Regions from separate parts of the Homo sapiens genome. Here regions 1 and 3 are each linked to region 2. The links are chromatin loops, found by intact Hi-C in ENCODE. Cell type or tissue: Panc1. All regions are shown on one strand. Links, peaks and the distances in the headings refer to the core of each region. The heading gives the core; the rest is flanking DNA.

The links. Hi-C counts contacts between places; a loop is a spot of excess contacts. Peaks named below come from ENCODE experiments on the same cell type or tissue, not always from the same donor. Only the 100,000 strongest peaks of a DNase experiment are listed, where the experiment ranks them.
Region 1: a loop joins it to region 2, with 5 times the contacts of the local background. A loop is called at or near these places in 107 of 110 quality-filtered maps.
Region 3: a loop joins it to region 2, with 6 times the contacts of the local background. A loop is called at or near these places in 26 of 110 quality-filtered maps.

Annotation. Positions count from the first base shown.
Region 1 is chr10:17,740,268-17,746,425 of GRCh38, reverse strand. No RefSeq gene overlaps it. Among named protein-coding and RNA genes, the nearest start is that of TMEM236, 8.9 kb to the left of the region's middle. In Panc1, for the core only: CTCF peaks have their summits at 3,161 and 3,377 (motif pointing right); a DNase peak (open chromatin) is centred at 3,405; H3K4me3 peaks cover 326 bases; H3K27ac peaks cover 1,228 bases.
Region 2 is chr10:17,604,674-17,610,831 of GRCh38, reverse strand. The region is part of intron 1 of HACD1 (3-hydroxyacyl-CoA dehydratase 1); the gene reads left to right. Among named protein-coding and RNA genes, the nearest start is that of HACD1, 9.6 kb to the left of the region's middle. In Panc1, for the core only: CTCF peaks have their summits at 2,930 and 3,139; no DNase peak of the experiment used is centred there; H3K27ac peaks cover 665 bases.
Region 3 is chr10:17,869,397-17,875,554 of GRCh38, reverse strand. MRC1 (mannose receptor C-type 1) reads right to left here. Exons shown (of 30, transcript NM_002438.4): 13 at 5,182-5,309; 14 at 4,620-4,707; 15 at 3,429-3,573; 16 at 1,730-1,771; 17 at 302-465. Among named protein-coding and RNA genes, the nearest start is that of MIR511, 27 kb to the right of the region's middle. In Panc1, for the core only: CTCF peaks have their summits at 2,463 and 2,665 (motif pointing right); a DNase peak (open chromatin) is centred at 2,654.

The DNA of each region.
Region 1 (6,158 bases), core at 356-5,355, 140 kb before region 2:
AAAGTGCTGGGATTACAGGCGTGAGTCACTGTGCCCAGGCTCAAAACATCTTTTGGATACTTGTAGGGTAGCACAAATGATAAAATGTTCTTATACCATTCATTTACACACTGGGTCCCTCACAAAACCGTGAGCTCCTGGAAGGCAGAGAGCATCTGCTTTTCATCTGTGCATCCTCATTTCTCAGCACAGTGCCAAGCACACAACGGTCCCTTAATATGTATTCCTGGAAAAAAGGAATGCACAAGAGAAGTATAAGAGAAGTGGAGACGGCCAGGCATAGTGGCTCATGCCTGTAATCCCAGCACTTTGGGAGGCTGAGGTGGGCAGATTGCTTGAGCCCAGGAGTTCAAGACCAACCTGGACAACATGGCAAAACCCCATCTCTATGAAAAATACAAAAATTATCTGGGCATGGAGGTGTGTGCCTGTAGTCCCAGCTACTCAGGAGACTGAAGAGGAAGCATCGCTTGAGCCCAGGAGGTTGAGCTATGATTGCGCCACTGCACTCCAAACCTGGGCAACAGAGACCCCGTCCTCCTTCCAACTCAAAAAGAGAGAGAGAAGTGGTGAGTTAGGAATAAAAATTAGAAAAAAAAATTAAAGAAATAAGAATACGGCAGAGAAAAAAAAATAGACAGAAGTAGGCAGCAGAAGGAATGTGAAGGGATTTGATCATGGTTAACTCTTTTTTTATTCCAAGGGAGAGTGAGCTGTCTCCCACGCTGACATTTCAGAAGGAGAAATCATGTTCTATGAGTCTCAATTCAATCTACTCACTCAGTCTACAGGCTTCAATTTCCTCGCTCGCTCCTCCTTACCCTTGCAATGCTTGGCTCCAAATAAAGCTACCAGATCTCTTTCTCCACAGCATGGCTCCTTGGGGTCTCAAGGTAAAAGAGAAAAGACAAAGTCGCTGTGGATTGCAGAACTGATTAATCTCGTGATGCCTGTTGAAAAAGACTATGACCCTTTTCAAGCATTCACCACGGCTTCATAGATGGGAGTGCTACAATATTTCCCCAGCCTTCTCCAATCTGTGGGCCCTCAGAAAATGCACACGCCCTAATGGGTTTGCACCATTAATGAAGGAGACTGGAGAGGACTGTCTGGTATTTCTCTGACCCGAGGCATGGCCTTCAATTATGTCAGAGTCTTCAGCCCTTTTAAGGTGTCATTTGCCTGAGTTTCACAGAAAGGATTATGAAGCAGCGAAGGTTCCTTCATGAGGGATAGAGCAACTAGCGACCTTGGCAAAGAAAAAGAAAGCTATTATGCCAACACTAAGCTACTGGGAGGAAATAATCCCAGACCCCTGACTTGGAGACAAAGACAACGGGAGATGAAAGAGGGTTTAAGATCACCTACCTACCCTTCAGCTGGGACCCGTTTACTCCAATCCTGATTCCTGCCCTTCTAAGTCCTCTGATAAGTGTGCCATGCAGTTGTACTGTGGTAACTGGAAAGACATGGAAGGGGACATTTTCAAACCACCCAGATTCTTTACTTGGATTAACCCAGTACTGATTCGAGGAACTCTGCGCCTTACTTTGCTCTTTAATGCTGGGTTTAACAGCTTCCTGGTAGGAAACAGATTTGGGTTTCTGAAGCTGGATCCGTGGTGAAAAGACTGAGCCTTGTGGTTAGAGTTCACTTCCATGTAGGAGTGTTGATGCAGTGTTTTTTATTTTAGTAAGCAGAAGATATCATTCTGTGCAGGGGAACACCTGTTCTCCACACTTCCAACTGTCATTTCCTTCCTGCAGGCAGGAAGTCAAAAATCGAGTCTCTAAAATTGTTAGGAAGATCATTTGTAATCTCAAGGTTTGCTCATTGTTTTCAGTGTAGGGTCTGTGAAACACAATGTACAAACTGCCAGGAATGTTCTGGCATATCCGTGGTTTGTTTCCTGTGATCTTATGATGTGCAAAAAGACAGGAGCTAGTGGCAGTGAAACTGCTCTTGGGATGGAGCTGAATGTACATAGAGCCTAGGGAAGAAGTGAAAGTAGGTTCCGGGGCCTGGTTTACTGATTATTTGAAATTTCCAGAGTTGCTGATCATCGCACGCAGGCATGACCAATCAATCACTTGAAGAGAATTTAGTAAGATGATATTACTATCTGATATAAGCCCCCTTGACCAATTTCATGCTATCATAGTCCAGATTATGCTAAATATATACTATAGGAAAAAGTATTATTTCATCTGTTTGGCTATCAAATAAGCAACTTTGTAAAAGCAAAGGTGACAGTGTATTCACTTTTGTGGCCCTTTTATAACTGGTGACTCTATTGTTGTTTTTTTTTTTGTTTTTGTTTTTGTTTCTTGAGACGGAGTCTCGCTGTGTCACCCAGGCTGGAGTGCAGTGGCGCAATCTCAGCTCACTGCAAGCTCCGCTTCCTGGGTTCAGGCCATTCTCCTGCCTCAGCCTCCTGAGTAGCTGGGACTACAGGTGCCCACCACCAAGCCCAGCTAAATTTTTGTATTTTTAGTAGAGACGGGGTTTCACCGTGTTAGCCAGGATGGTCTCGATCTCCTGACCTTGTGATCTGCCCTCCTGGGCCTCCCAAAGTGCTGGGATTACAGGTGTGAGCCACCACGCCTGGCCGACTCTGTTCTTGAAATTAACAAAATGTATAGGAAATCCTTACTTAAAAAAAAAATTATGCTCCCTTAAAATGTCATTCCATTAAAATTTCCCAGATCTTAAAAGGGAAAGAAAGTGAATTAAAATTTCCGACTCCACTATGTAGTCATCACACAAATTGTGTGTGTGGTAATGTGTAAATGAGCTAGAAATTTTTAAAAAACTGTATTAAAGGAAAAAAGGAAGTCCCTTCACTGTTTGCAACAATTCTCAAATTTTATTTTTCAAGGGACTAAAACAAGTTAGCCTTTTGGTATTCCAGAGTAACAAATTTAAACAGACAAAAATGTAGGTTCAGGCCTAATCAATTAGCATAAATTCATCCCAAAGTTCACAAGGATGCTTTAAACTAAATTTCCCACATCTTCACTGTTGAGGACTTAATAAGTTTGCAACTCTCCAATTCTTCCGTACGTAACTTAAAATATCTTAAAATAACTATTAGTAGTCCTGCCCACCATATATTCACAAAGTAAGCAAAAATGATAATTGTGCAGTTAATGTGATCACTGTAGATAAAAGTTAAAATTTCTAGCCGGGTGCGGTGGCTCATGCCTGTAATTCCAGCATTTTGGGAGGCCAAGGCGGGCGGATCACCTGAGGTCGGGAGTGGTGAGCCAAGATCGCGCCATTGCACTCCAGCCTGGGCAAAAAGAGCAAAAATCCGTCTCAAGAAAAAAAAAAAAAAAAAATTCTGAGTGATCTGCCTGTATGCAGTGCTTCCTTACTCCACTGGGTGGCGCAGGTTTGGTTTTGTTCTGTTTTCATCACAATTTTTGAGTTGATACCCACATATACGTATGTATTTTTTTGGGACACGGTTTCACTCTGTTGTCCAGACTGGAGTGCGGTGGCGCGATCTCGGCTGACTGCAACCTCTAACTCCGGGGTTCAAGCGATTCTCCTGCCTCAACCTCCCGAATAGCTGGGATTATAGGCATGCACCACCATGCCCGACTAATTTTGTATTTTTAGTAGAGACGGGGTTTCACCATGTTGGCCAGGCTGGTCTCAAACTCCTGACCTCAAGTGATCTGCCTGCCTCGGCCTCCCAAAGTGCTGGGATTGCAGGTGTGAGCCAATGTGCCTGGCCTTGAGTTGATATTTTAAAAGATATTATAGGCTTGAAATCTTCCAACCTTAATTATTCCTTTTTAAAATTTAGGCTATTAAGTTGTGAGTCTTGTGGAGGATCATACGCCATCTTGAACTATGTAAATTTGGCTCATTTAGTTTGATATTTAGTGAGGTACGTCAGAGCTCATCTCAAAAGCCACTTAGATCAAAGCCCTAGGCTTCACCATAATTTTCCAGGCCTTCCACGATCTCTCCCCTACCACCTCTCTCTCTGACTAAATTTCCTCTCTCCTTGTCCTCCTCAATATTCTTCAAACACACCAAGCATAAAGGCTTCTGTTAGACTTTGCCCTGTTATTCTCTTGGCCTGGAAAACTCCCCAGAGATATCCAAAAAGCCAACCGCCTCCCGTTCTTCAGGTCTTAAGTGACATCTTCTCATGAGATAATTTATCTAAAATTTCATCAACTCCCCCAGCTTCCTATCCCTCTTTCTGCCTCATTTTTATCATGTAACACTATCTAACATAATATTTTACTTTTATGTTACTTGCCTGTCTCCCTCAAACTGAAATGTAAGTTTCTTGACAGCAGGAATTTTTACCAATTTTTTTTCCTTGAGACGGAGTTTCGTTTTTCTTGCCCAGGCTAGAGTGCAATGGTACGGTCTGGGCTCACTGCAACCTCCGCCTCCTGGGTTCAAGCAATTCTCCTGCCTCAGCCTCCCAAGTAGCTGGGATTACAGGCGCCCGCCACCATGCCCGGCTAATTTTTTTGTATTTTTAATAGAAACAGGGTCTCACCATGTTAGCCAGTCTGGTCTTGAACTCTTGACCTCAGGTGATCTGCCTGCCTCACCCTCCCTAAGTGCTGGGATTACAGATGTGAGCCACCGTGACTGGGCACCAATTTTTTTTTGAGACAAGGTCTCACTCTGTTGCCAGGCTGGAGTGTAGTAGTGCAATCCTAGCTCACTGCAGCCTTGAAATCCTGGGCTCAAGTCATCCTCCCACCTCAGCCTCTTAAGTAACTGGGACTTAGGTGGTGCATATCACCACCTTAGCCACCTCCTGCCTAATTTTTATTTAGTAGATACAGGGTCTCGCCATATTGCCCAGGCTGGTCTCAAACTCCTATCTTCAAGTGATGCTCCCACCTCAACCTCCCAAAATGCTAGGACTATAGGCATGAGTCTAATTTTGTTTGTTTGTTTGTTTGTTTTTTAATAGTTTAAGCACAGAGAATGGGCCAGTTGTTATTCAGGAAATTTTACCTGAACCTCCAGGTTGAGCACACGAGTTCAAGACCAGCCTGGGCAACATGGTGAGACTCCATCTCCACAGAATATCAAAAACTGGCCACACGTGGTGGTACACGCCTGTAGCCCAGCTACTCAGGATGCTGAGGTGGGAGGATTGATTAAGCCCAGGAGGTCAAGGCTGCAGTGAACTATGATCATGCCACTGTATTCCAGTCTGGGCAATAGAGTGAGATCCCGTCTCAAAAAAAAATAAATTACAATAAAATTCATTTAAAAATTGAGCAGACATTTATTGCAATTCATGAATCAGGACAGCATCTCATTCTATAAAATAGTATAAAAACCTTGACGAGTAGAGCAGAAGAGACTGGCTGTATAGACAGAAAAGGGCTGAAGAGAGCAGAAATAAGAAACGAATAGCAGATATGGTCTTTTAATAATTACTTTATAAGTTTACATCAGAGGGGGCCTCCTTAGCATGTTGGCTCAGGTACACTGGGCCCCTTCTGATTGGCTGCTATAAATCTCCAGGTGTTTGGAAAACTTCTCAAAGTTCAATTTGATGACATGGCACTTTCAACTTTCAACTGGTGACTGCATTTGGGTTTAGTCTGATCTGCTGGGAGCCTAGATCAAAATAATGGCCTCCCATAAATTTCATTCAACACTAGTCTAGCTGGATTCTTTCAAAGGTCCTAATGGAAATACACTAAATTTGCTACAAAACACTGAGATAACCAAAGACCAGATCTAATTACCCAGCTGCAAGCAGTATTGGTCCCTATTTCTTCTTATCATACTTACATTCTAACCTTGTGCTATAGTTTCACATGCATATTTCTCTTATTCATTTTACTTCCTTAAAGGTGGTGACAGTATCTTGTGTTGGGGGAATCCCAAGACCACCACCCGTTTCAATAAATGTGTAGGAATCACAGGAGTCAGATATGATTGTACTCAGGGCTATGATTTTTTACACTGAAAGAACTTGAAGGAAAATCAGCAAAGGGAAATGGCACAGGTGATGAAGTCCATGGGAAACAGGGTACCAGTTTGCACAAGTCCTCTCCCAGTTGAGTCAAACAGGACCTGTTGAGTTCCCGCAGCAATGGGCCATGACAACACATGAAATGTTGCCACCAGGAAAGCTCCTCAGTGACTCGGTGCCCATG
Region 2 (6,158 bases), core at 827-5,826:
ATAAGCTACTTAACCTCTCTGACTCTTAGTTTTCTCATCTGTAAAGTTGGAACAGCACAACTACTTAGCTAGATTATAAAGGAATAAAGAGATAATGGATATGAAGTTCTTAGCAGGATGCCTGATGCACAGTGGATGTTTACAAATGTTCATTTTTATTCCTAGTGGTTTATTTAAAATTGTACTTTTTTTTTTTTTTGAGACAGAGTCTGGCTCTGGAGTGCAGTAGCACCAGCTCAGCTCACTGCTCAGCCTCCCAGGCTCAAGTGATCCTCCCACCTCAGCCTCCCGAGTAGCTGGGACTACAGTCACGTGCCACCACACCTGGCTAATTTTTAAATTTTTTGTAGAAACAAGGTCTTGCCATGTTGCCCAGGCTGGTCTTGAACTCCTGGGCCCAAGCAATCCACCCACCTTGGCCTCCCAAAATCCTGGGATTACAGGTGTGAGCCACTGCGCCTGGCCTAAAATTGCACTTCTTGCAGAAAGAGAAAGTAAGATATTTTCACAGTATACTTAGTATGATTTAATAGAACAAGAAACCCAAGGTTCATTTCCCAGAATGTTAAGTAAGAGCCATATCTTTTATTGCTGCGTAGAATCTATTTTGTTGCTGAGGACAGATCCGCAAATGGACCTACCACAAATTGTTCATCCATCCATTTGTTGATGGACATTTGGGCTCTCTTCAGTTTTTGCTATTACAAATCAAGCTATAAGCATGCATGTACATGTCTATGTACGAACATATGCTTTTGTTTTGCTTGGGTAAATACCTAGGAGTGGAGGGGCTGGGTCATAGGATAGTTAAGTGTTTAATTTCTTTCGTTCTTTTTTTTTTTTTTTTTTGAGATGGAGTCTCACTGTGCCACCTACGCTGGAGTGCAGTGGTGCATCCTCGGCTCACTGCAACCTCTGCCTGCGGATTCAAACGATTCTCCTGCCTCAGCTTCCTGTGTGGCTGGGACTCCAGGCGTGCACCACCATGCCTGGCTAATTTTTTTTCTATTTTTAGTAGAGACGGGGTTTCACCAGGTTGGCCAGCCTGGTCTCAAACTCCTGACCTCAAATGATCCAACCGCCTTGGCCTCCCAAAGCGTAATTTCTTATGAAACCGCCAAACTGGTTTCCAAAGTGGTTATACCCTTTTATCTTCCCTCTCGCAATGAATGGGACTTCCCATTGGTGCACATCCTTGCCAACCCTTGGTGTGGTCAGTCATTGTAATTTTAGACATTCCGAGAAGTACATTCTGTTATCTCATTGGGATTTTGATTTTGTTTTCCCTAGTAGCTAACGATACTGAGTATCTTTTCATGTGCTTCACTTGCCAATCATATATCTTCTTGGGTATCTGTTCAAATCTTTTGCCCATTTTTAGCTGGGCACGGTGGCTCACACTTGTAATCCCAGCACTTTAGGAGGGCGAGGCGAGTGGATCATGAGGTCAGGAGATCGAGACCATTCTGGCTAACACGGTGAAACCCCATTTCTATTAAAAATACAACAAATTAGCCGGGCGTGGTGGCGGGCGCCTATAGTCTCAGCTACTACGGAGGCTGAGGCAGGAGAATGGTATGAACCCGGAGGTGGAGCTTGCAGTGAGCCGAGATCGCGCCACTGCACTTCAGCCTGGGTGACAGAGCAAGACTCTGTCTCAAAAAAAAAAAAAAAAACCTTTTGCACATTTTTTTTCTTTAATGGGCTGTTTGATTTCCTATTATAGGGTTTTGAAAGTTCTTTATACAATCTGGACACAAGTGCTTTACCAGATATGTGATTTGCAAATATTTTCTTCCAGTTTGGGCTTGATTTTTTATTCTCTTAACAGTGCCTTTCAAAGAGCAGGTGTCTTAATCTTAGTGAAATTCAGTTTCTCAAGCGTTTGTTTTTTCTTTTATGAATCTTTCAGCTTGACTCGTTATTGGCATGAGTGCTGGTGTACAATCAGTTGAAGCACTCACATATTGGCTGCTAAACAAAAGTATAACTTTTATCTAGAAAAGGCAGTTTAGAGGTGTCAATGAACAATATATGAAAGTATGGGCCAGACGTGGCGGCTCACGTCTGTAACCCCAGTACTTTGGGAGGCTGAGGCAGGCAGATCGCTTGAGGTCAGGAGTTCGAGACCAGCCTGGCCAACATGTTGAAACCCCATCTCTACTAAAAATACAAAAATTAGCTGGGTATGGTGGCAGGTACCTGTAATCCCAGCCACTTGGGAGGCTAAGGCACGAGAATCACTGGAACCTGGGAGGTTGAGGTTGCAGTGAGCTGAAATCACACCAGACTGGGTGACAGAGCAAGACTCCATTTCAAAAAAAAAGGAGACAAAGTGTGGAGTATATGAAAGTTGAAGACTATCTTCGGTCCAAGCCTCCAAATGGCTAAAGGAGGTATACAAAGGAAATAGCAAGCTAGAATATTGTTTTTCAATGATTGTTGAAATAATGGATCTAGCCAATGATCATCAGTAACTGCTAGCATCACAAAAGAGAGAGTCTGGCCAGGCGCAGTGGCTCACACCGGTAATCCCATTACTTTGGGAGACTGAGGCAGGCAGATGGCTTGAGCCCAGGAGTTCAAGATTAGCCTGGGCAACATAGGGAGACCCCATCTCTACTAAAAAAAACCCCACAACAGCAAGAACAATAATGAGCCAGGTATGGTGGTACACCCCTGTGGTCCCAGCTACTCGAGAGGCTGAGGTGGGAAGATTGCTGAAGCCTGGGAACCCAAGGCTGCCATGAGCCATGGGCACACCACTCACTCCAGCCTGCGGGACAGAGCGAGAATCTGTCTAAAAAAAAAAATCCTAATTGCAGAAATTCCAGTTGCTTTTGAAATATTTTCTGTTTGTTTTATTATAGTTACTAAACCGATAGATGAAGGAAGTTCAAAACTAGTTCAATATAGGACCCTTAAAGAGACTTTCTTTGACTGTCACCCTTTCTGATGGAGGGCTTAGGAAGTGAACCCTGATTCAATTGGCTCCTGGCCTTACTTAGGAAAAACAGACAAGAGGTTAGAATAGATGTTTCGATGGGTCCTTTCAAATCCCTGAGCCTGTCAATTTCTTTTATTTCCCACAGTTTAGTGAGTGGCACGATCATGATACTATGCTAGGTGGTACAATACTGCCACCTATGGAGCAACAGTAGAACTTGTTATAATGTTAACGATGCATGGATTTTTATACAATGCTGTTTAAAAATGTAGAAAACTTGCCATCCAAATGACTCCTTTGATTGGTAGGTTAATAACTGCCTCTCAAACTTATCTTTTGTGGACATCTGATTTGGGTTCACCTAAAAAAGACAAGTGTATGGAAAATGTGAATGAAAATATCTTAATAAACTTTTTGTTTTCTTAGTAGAAGAAATATGGGGACTTTGAATTGAAGATAATGAAATCATAATACTTTAGTTGTGGAAGGTACCTAAAGCATGATTCCGATGAGTGCTGTAGGATCAGTCCAGTTCAGTGTTGGCGCTCACATGAGATGGATCCATCAGTTGTAGCCACAGTGAAGCTGGGGTAGAGTGGAAAGGGGTCAGGACTAGGGAGTCTAGAGACTGCAGAGGTTCTATTACAGACTCAGTCATGAACTTACTCTAAGACTCAGGGTAAGTAACTGAATGTTCTGGAAGATGATTATCTCATCTAAAAGAGTGGCCTTCAAACTTTTTGGATAGCATGCTACTATCAATTAAAATATTTGAGCATAGACTCTCCATATAACTTTAAAAATATATTTATAATGTAAATATGAATTGCTATCATTAACTGGTATCTCAGGGCACAGTATATACTTAGAGCCAGACCGACACAGCATAGTGGCTTAAGAGCATATACTCCGAGCTTAGTGGTGGCTGTGTGACCCTCTCTGCCTATTTCCTCAGTAGTGAAATAGGATAATAGAAGACCCTCGCCTCATAGGGTTATTGTGAGGATTTGAGGTTAATATGTTATGAATTGAAAACAGTGTCTAAGACATAGAAAGCACTCTGACAATACACTTATTATTGTCATTGTTATTATCATGAATATGTCTGCATTTCAAAGGTCCTTGTGGTCCTTTCAGATATTTACTTGACTTCTTGCCAATCTGATAAACAAGTCATTGCTTTTACCTTATTATGTTCTAAGAATAGAAGTGTCATTCTGCCATCTTATTATTCTCTTGAGAATGCATTTTCATCAGATTCAGTTAGTAGATTCTTTGCAGGAATCTTTTCAAGCCATTTGTCCACTGTATGAGTGTTCTTTGATTAAAAAAGTTAAAACTGCATGATAATTTTATATTTCATAAATCTACTTACTAGACTCTTTGGAGACTATCTAAAAGACTAGGGTAGCTCCTCATTTCCCTGGGTGAGTTATTAGAGCTTTTAAAAAGTTACAGATGAGGTAAGTTGCTTAAACTTAAACGTGCTTTTGGAATTGCAGGGGAAACTGGAAAAAAATAAACTTCTTATTGGTGACTTTAGGAAGAGTAAGAAGTAGTATGAGAAAGCTGGTCTCCACAACTCTAGCTTATATTTAAAGCACGATTATTATTCACAGAACATAAGCTATATTTATATGCAAACGTAAGTTTAAAAGCGAGGGCATATAGTATTTTTTTCTTTCTTTTTTCTTTCTCTCTCTCTTGTTTTTTTTGAGACAGGGTCTTTGTTGCACAGCCTGGACTGCAGTGGCACAAACATAGCTTACTGCAACCAGCGCCTCTGTGCTCAAGTGATCCTCCCACCTCAGCCTTCCAAGTAGCTGGAACCACAGGCATGTGCCGCCATGCCTCTAAAATTTTTTTTTTTTGTAGAGACGGGATCTTGCCATGTTGCCCAGGCTGTTTTTTTCTTTTCTTTTCTTTTTTTTGAGACAGAGTCTCACTCTGTCACCCAGGCTGGAGTGCAGTGGCACCATCTCAGCTCACTGCAACCTCCGCCTCATGGGTTCAAACAATTCTCCTGCCTCAGCCTCCCGAGTAGCTGGCACTATAGGTGCCCACCGGCACACCCGGCTAAGTTTTGTATTTTTAATAGAGATGGGGTTTTGCTATGTTGGCCAGGCTGGTCTCAAACTCCGGACCTCAGGTGATCCACCCACCTCAACCTTCCAAGGTGTTGGGATTACAGGGGTGAGCCACTATGCCTGGCCTCTTCTTTTGTTTTTTTTTTTTTAAACAACCTTTTTGAAAGCAGGCCCATGGCTGATCTTCTATCTGTGGCTCAGCAATTGTTGTTGTTGTTGTTTTTAGTGAAAATTAAGTAAATATTAATTGATGACTTTTTTTTTTTTTTTCCCGAGATGGAGTCTTGCTCTGTCACCCAGGCTGGAATGCAGTGGCGTGATCTTGGCTCACTGCAACCTCCACTTCCCAGGTTGGAGCAATTCTCCTGCCTCAGCCTCCGGAGTAGCTGGGACTACAGGTGTGCGCCACCATGCTTGGCTAATTTTCGTATTTTTAGTAGAGACAGGGTTTCACCATGTTGGCCAGACTGGTCTCAAACCTCTGGCCTCAGGTGATCCACCTGCCTCGGCCTCCCAAAGTGCTGGGATTGCAGGTGTGAGCCACTGCACCCGGCCCATCTTAACTTTTTAAAGTGTAAGTTCAGTGGCATTAAGTACATTCACATTTTTGTGTAACCATTACTTCCTTCTGTCTCCATAACTTTTCATCTTGCAAAACTGAAACTCTGCACCCAGTGAACGCTAACTCCTCATTGCCCCATCTGTCCCCAGCCCCTAGCCACCACTATCCTACTTTCTGTCTCTATGAATTTGACTACCCTGTGTATACCTCATATAAATTAAATCATACAGGCTGGGCATGGTGGCTCACTCCATGTAATCCCAGCACTTTGGGAGGCTGAGGTGGATGGATCACTTGAGTTCAGGAGTTTGAGACCAGCCTGGGCAACATGGCGAAAACCCATATCTACAAAAAATACAAAAATTAGCTGGATATGATGGCGCACACCTGTAGACCCAGCTATGGGGAAGGCTGAGATGGGAGGATCGCTTGAGCCCTGGACGTCAAGGCAGCAGTGAGGCAAGACTGCGCCACTGCCCTTCAGCCAGGGTGACAGAGCGAGACCCTGTCTCAATCAATCAGCCAATAATTGTTCTTTGTTAAAGATGACAGCAACACATAA
Region 3 (6,158 bases), core at 743-5,742, 260 kb before region 2:
ATTATTCTAAGGGAAGTAACTCAGGAATGGAAAACCAAACATCTCATGTTCTCACTCATAAGTGGAAGCTAAGCTATGAGGATGCAAAGGCATAAGAATGATACAATGGACTTTGGGGATGCAGGGACAGGTAAGAAGGTTGTGAGGGATAAAAGACTACACATTCAGTACAGCGTATACTGCTCAGGTGACGGGTGTACCAAAATCTCAGAAATCACCACTAAAGAACTTTTCCATACAACCAAACAACACCTGTTCCCCAAAAACTATTAAAATTTTAAAAAATGATTGATGTCCTTACATATTTCCATAGAAACTTCTTTTCACTTTCACTTTGAATAGAAACAAGATCACCAAAATTCCTCTTGCAAAACGCTCGCGCATTGTCCATGGTTTCCTTCTCTTTGCTGAAATAATACTGGTAGTCTTTGTAAATAACCCACCCATCTTCAGTAACTGGTGGATCTGAAAAGTTAATGAGAAAAGGCAATGAGTTTTATGCAGACAAATTCAAGAATCTGGTGTGTACAGCACACAAAGGTGAAAGGGATAGAGCTGCTATATCAAGAGGCATCTGCAACTCTGAGAGACCAGAACAGCAGAATGTCCACGTCAAATACAGACATCTGAACCCCAGCCCAAATATCCACTTTCTACCAATCTGGTAAAAAGGACCCATTTTGTATTCCCAGCTATGTTCCATATGTCATTACTGGGTAAAAGAACTCCGGGTGTCACTTTCATCAATACAATAGCATAGCTGTGAGGATTTATGTATAATGCACCCATAATCTTCTACATCAAAGGAGTGGGAACTATGAGAAAGCAGCTTTCACCCCAGTATAAGAAAAAAAAAAAAGCAAAACTTCGAATAGATGCACTTGGGTGCTTCAGGGTAGAAGCAAGGAATTCACGTATCAAGTGGGCCCCTCAGGCTTTCTCCAACCCATGGAATTCCATACTTCCGTGCTACAGTAGGCTGAATAAAAGCTCCCAAAGGTATCTAGTTCCTAACCCCTGGAACCTATGAATGTTAGCTTACATGGAAAATGGGACTTTATAGACATGATTAAGTTAGGATCTTGAGATAGGAGGGTTATCTTGGATCATCTAGGTGAGCCCTAAATGTAGTAACAAGTATCCTTATGCAGAGGGGCGGAGGGAGATTTGACTACAAGAGAAGGAGGCAATGTGATCACTGGAAGAAGATGCTACATTGCTGGTTTTGAAGGAGGAATGGGTCATGAGCTGATGAGTTCATAGAATGTAGCTCTAGATGCTGGAAAAGGCAAGGAAAGAGAATCTCCCTCAGAGCCCCTAAAGGGAGCGTGGTCCTGCCAACATCTGGATTTTGGCCCAGTGAAATTGATTCCAGATTTCTGACTTCCAGAACTGTAAGGGAGTAACTGCATGTTATTTTAAGCCACCAAGTTCCTGGTAACTGGTTACAGCAGCCTGTGGACACTAATATATGTGCTAAAGAAGAAGGAACCTGGGACCTTGGAATTGATTCATGAACCCTTGAGAAACTGTATTAACATGCCTTATGTTTGGGCATATGAGCTTCTCTCTGGAGAGGAAGACCCAAATTTCCATGACGTTCTCACTCAAAGGTTATTAAGGACTTCTGCTCTCTACCTTCCTAGGGCAAGTAATTTTTTCATTGAGAAAGGAAAGAGGCGGAGAAAGGGTTATCAGTACAGAGATCAGAAAATAAGAAAACACCTACTGTCTTGAGGAGCTGGTGTTGGCTCAGGTTTTGGTGTTTGTCCTGTAAAACAAGAGAAAAATAGAAATAAAGTGTACTTAAACTTCTGCTAATTACATTTCCTTCTATTGTCACTATTTTCATGAGTCAATATTGCTAAAAACTTAGTTGTTCTCTTTTTTCCCTTCCCTTTCTTTCTCCTATTTGCACGTCATGTTGTGGAGGGCAGAATGAAGGAAAAGAGAATAAGAAGTGAAGAATTAAACAAATTAGGTGCAATAATAGCCAACAGAAATTACAACCACCACAGTTTTCAGGCACAAGTAGCATTATATAAAGGAAAAAAAAAAAGATCATGAGTTTTAGAATCAGAAAGCCTAGCTTCAAATCCCAAGCCTGGGTTTAAATCATTTAGCCTTAATTTTGTCAACTAAACCAAATAGATTAGTTTGTGAAAATATGTGAGTTATTGGTATGTAATAGGTGTTTAACAGCTGTTCATTTTCCAGACATCTTATAATCTGTGAAATGACTTATGATTTCATGATTTGAAACGATTAAATGTGAACTATTTATTTATAAAATAGAAAATGTATTTTCTTAAGAAAATCTATTTTTCTTAAATGTATGGCTTACTAAAAGTTAAATGAAATATTTTTCTTTCCAATTAGTTAATGATATATCTGGATTTTGTTGAAAGCTGATAAAGGGACTCAGGTTACCTAGCTTTTGGGTTAATGAATTTAACATCTACAAGAGTAGAGCTACGATAATGCAAAAAGGATACTAGCCATTGGTAGATAAGAGACCATTAAAGGACAACTGGCCACCACTGACTTCTTCTATTCTGGAAACTTTGAAAGCAATAATCTAAGCAGGAGGATGGAAAATAAACAGAGCAGTAAGTCATCTCCAGCCATAGAGTTGAAATGGTTGCCAAGATTCCCCAACAGCAGAGGGCAATGCAGTTCCATTTATCCATTTGCAACGGAGGTATTGATGTATATTTTGGTTCAAGGGTAGGTTTGTTTATTTGCTTGTTGGTGTGTTGGTTTCTCTTAACATTAGAACTCGGATCCTCTGGCCTGACTTGAATATGCAGAACTTTCTGAGTCCCAGATAATGGCTGTCAGCATGCGTATTGTTTGACCATCAATAACATGGTTTGGCTAATAGCATCAGAGGCCACAGATAATGGCTGTCAGCATGCGTATTGTTTGGCCATCAATAACATGGTGGGGCTAATAGCATCAGAGGCCACTCCAGGGTGATTGTTCACTGTGTGGAACATTTATCTGAGAAATCAATACTCAGAATATTCAGACTTGGGGAAATGTTCAACTATTTGATGATTAACGTAGGTCAGAAGGTGAAAATTCCAAAACAGAAGTTGCATTTGCATTATTCTGTTGACAGCATAGGACACTCACAAACTTCTACTGCTATGGAACCTGGGCCAGGATCAGAGCTGCTCGTGGGAACTATTTGGAAGGACGTGACTCTTGCCCAGAACTCCCAGGTGGCCTTTTGATCTTCTCTGTTCCTTTGGCACATTTATCTGTGCTTATCAACTTCATGCTTATCCTATGCAATGATGGCCACTGACAGTTTCCTGATTTTGTTATTTTGTTTGTTTGCTTCTGCTAATAAAGGAAAGATTCTGGGGTGTCAGGAGGTTAGTCTACCAAGCTGAGATAAAGGAGAGAAGAGGTGATCATACCTTTTTGTATCTGGCAAATCCAGTTGTTAAGGTGTTCACAATTAATATCATTCCAAGACATAGTAGGGTCACCTTTCAGCTCACCACAGTATTCAACATTTTGATAATTATTAGGTTCTCCATAAGCCCAGTTTTCATATGAAACCTATATTAGAAACATTAAACTACAACCATTAACCATTTGTATCAAGCCAATGCCAATCATTCATCCAAACAGAAAACGAAAGATATGTTTGCATTGTTTTATCAATTTACTTTTTTTTCACAATAGCTTTGCTTTGAAAGCACAGTTCACAAACGTAGTAGAAAAGAAACAGCTTTCATTACATGGAACCTTGTGATGTTGAATAACGTACACAATTGATTATTATAACATTTTCTTTACTCTTATTAAATAGAATGGATCCAAGGGCCACAAATGGGGATTTATATACAGGAAAAACTTGGCAACAAAGTTCCACTTCTCAGTGTTGGGAGTTCCTAAATTTACAACCCAATGGAAAGGATAATATTTCAGTGCGTTATTGGAAGTTTTCTCTTTATTAAATGTGTAGGATAAAGCAATACAATTTATTCTTCTTGCAAAAGAAAAAGACCCAGAAAATATTGCTAACAGCTACTAAACTTTGCCAAAATGAACAGTAGAAACAAACGGAGGCCCTGGGTCTAGGTCCTCTATGGAGTTTTCAGTGTGGAATCATAACCCACGGGGTTCTGGACTAAGCACGGTGATGTGTTTTCCAGAGATGTAAATATAAAACCCAAATGTCAATGAAGCCATCAAATAAACCACCTCACTCAAGTTCCTTGAAAAGTTGCTGGTGGAGGCAGAACTGAAATTAAGAGGTAGAACTGAAATTATACAAAATCACTTCTTGTGACGACTAGGGCTTCTAAATATTGCCAGCACGTGCCAGAATCTCTCACTTCTTCATTCCTGGAAATGGAGAAGTCTGACGAAGCCTAATCATTATTAGTGGGAATATCAAAAATGTTTCCATTTCTATTGATCTAAAAGAGGGTATAAAACACGCAAGTTTTAGGAAGTTTACCTGCACATCAATTTTGCATGGCAGGATAGTGGCTATCATAATGAACTGTCTTATTAAAAGTTTGCATTAAAAAAAAAGACAACATCAAAATAAATACACGATAAAGTAAGAAAGTTATATAGTAAGTAAAATTACTCACAGGAGAACCATCACTCCAAGTAAAACCTTCTGAAGGGCTTCCATATGTCAATCCCAACCAAAACAGTTTGTGGTAGCTTCCACTAGCTCTATGAAATCCAAAACATAAAGAAAGCATATGCTATTGCATGAAGCAAGTTCAGTAACTTATGAGGACTAACCACATTTGAAAGTTACCTCCAAAACGTAAATTAATAGTACACAAGTAAAGAGATTTAACAGCTAAATAGAAGACTTATGCAATAGATGTGCATTTTGGTATATCCCATAAATATCTTAAAAACAGACCACTGCCTGAGAGTAAATAATGGTATCGTATTGAAAGACAAATACGTATTAAGCATCTTGAACTTTTATAGACCAAGTCATAGCAGAATTTACACTTATAAAATTAAAGGATTTGAAAGCGAAACTAGATCAAACAGGGCCCACAGATTTGGGAGATGATACAGGTGCTCAAACTAGCATCCTGAGACAACAATTTCAGAAACAGACAAATTTTCTCAACTTCATAAGCACCAACTAGATAACAAAAAGGAGGAATCCATAAAAATACCACTTACGTTATTAATCGCCATATTGTTTGCTGTTCCTCTTTGTTATTGATGCTAGCTAAGTCTCCACCCAGAGCTCGACAAAAATCTCGAGATTCAAACCACGTTTTCTTCTCATGTTTTCCTTTTGCATACAGCTGAAGATGATATGGTTACAAAAATTATTTTATGCTTTGTAGTTTATCAAATTAAGAGAAACAAATATTTACTTTTGATGAGAGTTCATTTACAGAAAAACAAAACAGTGTAATGACTCAAAACAATGTAATTCTTTTGCTTTAAAATCAGTTTATGAGTGAATAGTTGGGTAACAAAACTTGGGGGATTCTTTTATTGAGAAAACCTTAGAAAATAAAATTATTTTATAGCACAAGAGAAATTAGATGAAAATCTTAGGAGCTTTAGGCATATGGGTTATGTATACAGCTCTTCGTGGAAGACAAGATTAATTTGGTTAAGTGTAAAAAGTGGCATTGAGATGGAAAGAAATGAAAGACACTTTTGATACAGATAAAGTAAACATGAAGAAGAAGAATTTGAAGGAAAATAACTTTTCTAAAATTGTGCACAGTTTGTTAGTGTGTTCAGCTTAAACAATGAATAACCTGGCAATGTTTCAATATTTTGTTGGTAATGTCCTTCAATACCGCCTTGTATTTTTCATTATGGTTGTACATCTTAACAACTACTGAAGCACATGCAAACACAGACAACCATCTGGCAGGGAGTTCTGAGCAAAATTAAATTTAAAAGATTATATGATTTAGGAATTGTGTCATAATATCCAGAGGACTGCAGAGAATAGTGAAATGCAGTCAACAGTGACGGTCTGGGACACACCCACCAGTATGCAAATAGAAAGGAGGTAATCGTGGCCATTGACTTTTCTAATTCTCATGCGTTACTCCTCATCATTCCCACATCACAGCCTTGTGGGAAAAAAAATTTGCTTCCAAGGCACTATGGTTGCCCAAGTTGTCATTAAG